Linked DNA regions of Homo sapiens: region 1 is linked to region 2. The links are chromatin contacts, found by Hi-C or POLR2A ChIA-PET in ENCODE. All regions are on one chromosome and are shown on one strand. Each heading gives the region's core, a stretch centred on a gene start or an enhancer-like site at or near the end of the contact. The rest is flanking DNA. Distances are from core to core; before and after follow the strand shown.

What was found. Hi-C counts contacts between places; a loop is a spot of excess contacts on that map. ChIA-PET counts read pairs that join two places held with the same protein, here RNA polymerase II (POLR2A). Pooled maps may share reads with other maps.
Region 1: a pooled map shows a loop between it and region 2 (2.6-fold over the local background). The contact joins two enhancer-like sites. A Hi-C loop is called at or near these places in 2 of 168 maps with a recorded cell type or tissue (Caco-2 and endothelial cell of umbilical vein), 1 of 37 single-sample maps with no recorded cell type and 9 of 50 pooled maps. POLR2A ChIA-PET finds 5 or more read pairs at or near these places in 1 of 52 experiments (GM12878).

The regions. Positions count from the first base shown.
Region 1 is chr9:110,014,683-110,017,700 of GRCh38, reverse strand. PALM2AKAP2 (PALM2 and AKAP2 fusion) reads right to left here. Exons shown (of 11, transcript NM_007203.5): 7 at 1,662-1,747. Among named protein-coding and RNA genes, the nearest start is that of C9orf152, 190 kb to the left of the region's middle. Within about 2 kb of position 1,765, at least 5 of the 41 ENCODE cell types and tissues checked have a DNase peak (open chromatin) inside an H3K27ac peak, as active enhancers do.
Region 2 is chr9:110,151,579-110,154,745 of GRCh38, reverse strand. The region is part of intron 8 of PALM2AKAP2 (PALM2 and AKAP2 fusion); the gene reads right to left. It overlaps LOC124902244 (a long non-coding RNA gene), which reads right to left. Exons shown (of 2, transcript XR_007061727.1): 1 at 993-3,167. Among named protein-coding and RNA genes, the nearest start is that of C9orf152, 55 kb to the left of the region's middle. Within about 2 kb of position 1,670, at least 2 of the 41 ENCODE cell types and tissues checked have a DNase peak (open chromatin) inside an H3K27ac peak, as active enhancers do.

The DNA of each region.
Region 1 (3,018 bases), core at 516-3,015, 140 kb after region 2:
ACTCCAGTCTTTCTGACTACTTGAATGTCTGTCTGTACCACATCTGCAGCTACACTGGCAACATGCTGTCTTCTCTCCCACTAGCAACTCTTCTCAAAAACTAATTCTCCAGATGATAACAGATTTTGAGATAACAAATCTAAATCCAACAGGTTTTACTATTGGCACCCATTCCCCTTCGTCCAATGTGGTCATAGACTGAAACTTGTCAATCATTGCAATAATAGCCAATAAAACACCAACATGTCATTGCAATTTATATTATTGTCTTACAAATTCTGCTAAACGTAGTGATAGTTCTTTCAGCACTGGATAGTTACCACTTAGATTAGTTGACTTTTTGACTAATCAGGCTACTATCCTATCTTTCATTTAGCTTTACTATGGTAACATTTGCTTGCTTTCTCTACCATTTGTAACATAGACAACACAAGTTTAGCCTTCACATTACAAAAGAAAACTTGAATAAATCCATGCTGTATATTCTTTTGTACAACTTCTACTAATAGATCCAGGAGAGAAATATCTCCAGTTTGGCTCATGCCTGTAATCCCAGCACTTTGGGAGGCCAAGGCAGGCGGATCTCGAGGTCAGGAGATCGAGACCATCCTGGCTAACACGGTGAAACCCCGTCTCTACTAAAAATACAAAAAATTAGCCAGGCACGGTGGCTGGCGCCTGTAGTCCCAGCTACTCAGGAGGCTGAGGCAGGAGAATGGCATGAACCCGGGAGGCGGAGCTTGCAGTGAGCCGAGATCGCACCACTGCACTCCGGCCTGGGCAAAAGAGAGAGACTCCGTCTCAAAAAAAAAGAAATATCTCCAGTTACAGCTCTATATAAAATAAGACATTACTTCTTATTTTTCAAAGAAAAATTCATAAGTAGCATATATTCAAATTATAATCATTCAAGCAAGAATGTTAGAAAGCCCTCCCACCCCCATCCTTTGTTAACTAATATGTTAGCAGAGTTCTAAGAGAGGAAGATCATTCCTTTGTGTTTAATCCCGTAACAGAGGGGAAATGGTGGCACCTCTGATAACTTTTGCTACAGATTCTTTATTCTGGCCAGTGCTTACAAATTGATGCATTTAATTTGAACAGTGATAGTTAAGTGGATTTCTAGATGACTCATTTTGTAAACCTTTGGCCATTAGTGTTTCAGCTGGAGTGGGCCATGTGCTGCCTTCCTGCTGACATCAGTGGAAATCTTGAGCCAAGATCAAAGCTACTTTATGCCTCTCTGACCTTTCCTCACAATGCACAGTGGGGCCTGAATTCTCAGATCAGAATTTTCAGATTTGCTCCACTGTGCCCACTGGGGTTACCATTTACAAATAGCTTACGTGTAGATATTCACTGAAGACCCTACGACAGGCCCATTGGAAATCACATCTTAGATTCTGGTTTTCAAGCAGTTTCCTAATCCAGATCCCAAGTTTCAGACGAGGTCGGGCATATTCAGGGTGGTACGGCTGTAGACCAGATCCCAAATTTCAGAAAATCTTATGTACGGTTGCCTCCCTAAGACCTCAGTGAGTAGAGAGAGAACTCTAGCAAGGTGGATTGGTAGTGTTCATTTTGCCCCCAGAAAAACCTGCCATCGGCTGCCTTTACTCTAGAGATACACTTTGAGAATCAACCTGAAGAGAATCCCTTACCTTGATAGTCATGTCTGGGCCGGATGTTTCTGTGGCGTTCGAGGCTGACTCACCTTCCTTTAGCAGCACATTCTCCCACCCGACTCCTGAAAGAAAAAAAAGAAGTGCCATTTGAGCCAAGTCATTCAGCTGACATGGATACACAGTTGTTATTGCTCAGATTACAATCCCATGTGACTTGTAAAGGGAGCTGATGATGACCTATAGCTCTATACCTATCTTGCAGTTACTGGGCTAGGAAAACTTCCTTTCAGAAGTGTAGTCCTGGAGCACTTCTTTTGTTTTTACCTAATCTCCAATTTAGGATCCATTGTCTAAATCCTATATCTTATAGAGAGCTATTCCTAGCCCAGGGTGGAGAAGAGGCTGGGATGAACTCTTCGTCTTCTTCTTTTCATTTTTATTTATTTGTTTGTTTATTTATTTATTTATTGAGACCAAGTTGCACTCTTGTTGCCTAGGCTGGGGTGCAATGGCATGATCTCGGCTCACTGCAACCTCCGCCTCCTGCCTCAGCAATTCTCCTGCCTCAGCCTCCCAAGTAACTGGGATTATGGGATTACAGGCACCCGCCACCACACCTGACTAATTTTTGTATTTTTAGTAGAGATGGGGATTTCACCATGTTGCCCAGGCTGGTCTCGAACTCCTGACCTCCGGTGATCCACCCACCTTGGCCTCCCAGTGTTGGGATTACAGGTGTAAGCCACCCTTCTGTTCTTCTCCACGAACTCTTCTTCTTCTCCAGTTCAGGCCTCATATTGAGACTCATTTGGGGCTTTAAAGTGAATCCCAGAACACAGAAATACACACATCTAATTCAATACCCAATAGATATGACTCCAGATTTTTCTGTGTTCTCAATATATCTACTGGAAATAACTAAGAATGTGTCGTCACTTTTAAAATCTGCCCATGTTCTCTCTCCAAGTCTTTAGAAATGCTAATGTTTCTTTCTTCTAAAGCTACCCGATTGTCTCCAAGAGTGGACATCCGGCAAGACACAAGATTTTGTTTTTTCTAATATCAAAGAAAAGATCAGGGGCCAGTGTGGTGTTTTGAAATATCTTTAAACACAATATAGTAAAATTGTACTAATTCAGATGCAGTTATGTACGTGAATAGAGTTAAAATGATCTACATTGGTGAAAAGTTTGAAGAAATGGCAAGATATATGTGTGTGTGTGTATATATATATATATATATATATATATATATATATATATATATATACATTTTTTTTTTTTTTTTTTTTTTTTTGAGACAGAGGACAGAGTCTCGCTCTGTCGCCCAGGCTGGAATGCAGTGGTGCAATCTTGGCTCAGTGCAACCTCCACCTCCCAGGTTCAAGTGATTC
Region 2 (3,167 bases), core at 421-2,920:
TGCATTTCATGGCCACATTACATTAATAACAGTGAAATTTGTTGCTTTGATCTAAATTACCCAGATAACTGAAAAGTCTTTTGATATTAACAGTACAATAATAAGTATTTCAAAATCTCCAAGTTCACTAGAAACAGTTCCTATTTTTTATTACGGAAATTAGGGAATGCTATAATGACCCCTATAAACATTATAAACATCACCCAGAGTAAACATTTATCAAGATTTTAGCATAATTGGCTCTTCCTTCCTTCCTTAGACTTGCTGAATTATTTTAAACCAATCCCAGACCTCAGGTCACCTCACTCCTGCACACTTAGTATGTATCTCTGAAAATTCCGATTGACTTTTTAATTGAAGGCTTAAGAAACAATATAGCACAGTGGTGAGCGTGTAAGCTCTGGAGCCAGCCGGTTTGGGCTTGAATCCATGACTTGGCAGCCAAATCACTTTGGGCAAGTTACTTACTCTTTTGATATCTTAGTTTCCTCATCAGTAAAATGGGTATGATGATAAGGGTACCTACCCTCAGATAGTTATTATGAGGACAAAGTTAATATTTATAAGGTTAATATTCAGAACAGAAAGCATCTAATGATTCTAGCTACCACTTAATTGGAATCTCAAAGAATAATGTGACTATAGGGTGAGATGAACAATTTCATGCATATTCTGCATAAAATTTTTGCATCTCTTCTGGGACCAGAAATAGACACCAATTACCAGGTTAATTTTCATCATTTTCCAGTTGACCTCTCAAGTGTCCAGATCACTTCCCACCAGCCACTCTTCCAGAGTTAAACACCTAGAAAGCACAGCCTATATTCATTGCTTCTAGCTTCTCCCTTTCACACACAGCACAGTGGAACTCCTGTTTATATTTCTGTGAAGGCCATTTTCACATACTGACTTAAATCTTATCTGGCTATTGAAGCTTTTGTCTTCTCAATTAAGCTATAATGTCATCCTGAGGACAGGGGGGTATGTTTCACCTGTCTATGAATCCCCTTAATTCATTTGAATGCAAACTCCATTAGGGTAGAGCCTTGCCTGTCTGATCATTGCCAGATCCCAGCAGTAGCTGTGGTACATGGCACGAGGTAGGCAATTCATGTTTGTTGAGTAATCAGTAAGTCCATTATGAAATATATATAACAACCACAAGTAAATGCTTATGGATTGGGACAGAATCTCCCATAGAGAATCAGAGGAAAGGGCTTAAATGCCTTCACCAAAATATATGAATTAAAACATTTTAGGCTTACAGAATCACAGACTCAATGGCTTTGGAGTAACAAGCGGATTTATATACCACTTCTTTTGTAGGCTTCATGTCATTTGAGCCTTGCAACAACCCTGGAATGTAGTTAGGGTGGATGTCGTGACACCTGGATGTCATGACCACAGAGGCTCAGATGCCAACTCCAGCCCAAGTTACATAAGACAGTGACAGTCACAGTCTGGAGCCCAAACCCAGTGTTGATGATGGCTGAATTAAATGATGGGATGTATGCAGAAAGAATGTTGTAAAGAGGGTGAAGGATTACTATAGAGAAGTGGACAGCCATTTAACATCAAAGACATTTCCTGCTTATTGATGATTTCATCCCTTGAGCAAGTTTTTCCAGTTCTAGCCACTAGAGGTCAGAGAAGTAGCAGGAAAGAAAGGCTGGCTTAGCAGTTCTGGAGCAGGGGCTTCCAGGAACAAGGGGGCTGAGAATGGTCGCTTTGGATAACTGAGCCCATGTTCTGGTTCTATCTACCCCCTTAGGAGAGGCTATCACAGGTCCCCAGAGAGAGAAGACACTATGCCTCATCCCCAGACTTCCGGCCATCATTCTGGTCAGTATCAAGGGAAGCTAGCTCAGCCAGGCTCCTCTGCTGGGCCCTGTGATCTCTGATGATCCTCCCCAAGTATGGTTCAAACCAGGCACCAGAATTCTGGGTGCCATCTTAGGAATCACACAGGCTGCCAAAAGGCTGGAGAGAAACCTGTTCCACACCTGACAACTTCCTCAGAGGTCCAGAGTTTGCAGCCAGAGGTCCTCTCCATTAGGACGGTGACAGCACTCCGGATGCTCTTCCCCCAATAGTGGACACTGCAGACAGCACCACTGTTTGGGTCTTGAAGATCATTAAATGAATGTGATGCAAATAGTCTGTGCCACAGGCCTGGGAGCTCAATCACATTCTTTTTCATGACCCCATAAGGCCCCTTGAAGTCCCTTGGCCAAGAGGACATGCCCCATTAGACTCCCCAAACCATGATGGTTATCTTTGGTGCTTCTTTTTCACTGATCCAGTGTGCATCTCACCCAGAACTTCCCCAGTAACCCCAGGTCCAGCTTTGCTTACTCCCTCAAACTTTGCTCTGCTATTGGTTTATTCACCTGTAATGATTCAATAGCTTGTGATGCCTGAAATCTGCCCCATTTTCAATGAGAACATCCTGCCATCCAGTTCCTCACCTGCACTGAACACTCTATAGAACACTTTTTTTTCTTTCATTTTTTTGAAATGGAGTCTTGCTCTGTTGCCCAGGCTGGAGTGCAGTGATCTGGGTTCATTGCAACCTCTGCCTCCCAGGTTCAAGCGATTCTCCTGCCTCAGCCTCCTGAGTAGCTGGGATTACAGGCACCCACCACTATGCCTGGCTAATTTTTGTATTTTTACTAGAGACAGGGTTTTACCATGTTGGCCAGGCTGGTCTCGAACTCCTGACCTCAAGTGATCAGTCTGTCTCAGCCACCCAAAGTGCTGGGATTACAGGCATGAGCCACTGTGCCCGGCCAGAACGGCTCTCTTGAAGGACATCGGTCACTATCCTTAAACAACAACATGAACACACAGTGCCATGTAGACCTCAGGGCAGGTCCGTATTGGTCTTGGCTGATGGCCAGCCCTGACATTTACAGAGCAGGGAACAGGTATAATGTGACCTCTATAAGGAACGTAAGGAACCACTACAACAATGTTAGACTGAAATTCCGAGTGGAGGATAGGAAACGTTTAAGTTTATTTCATAAACGTGATCATATTCAAACTATTCCATCTGGAGTAATTTTAGACTTAAGCCTTTGAAGGAGTTTGAGGGTAAGTGGCTTCACTTGGTTGACTCCAAAGATGTGTTTCTAACATTGTGTCCTGTGACCTTAGCTTTGTAGGAT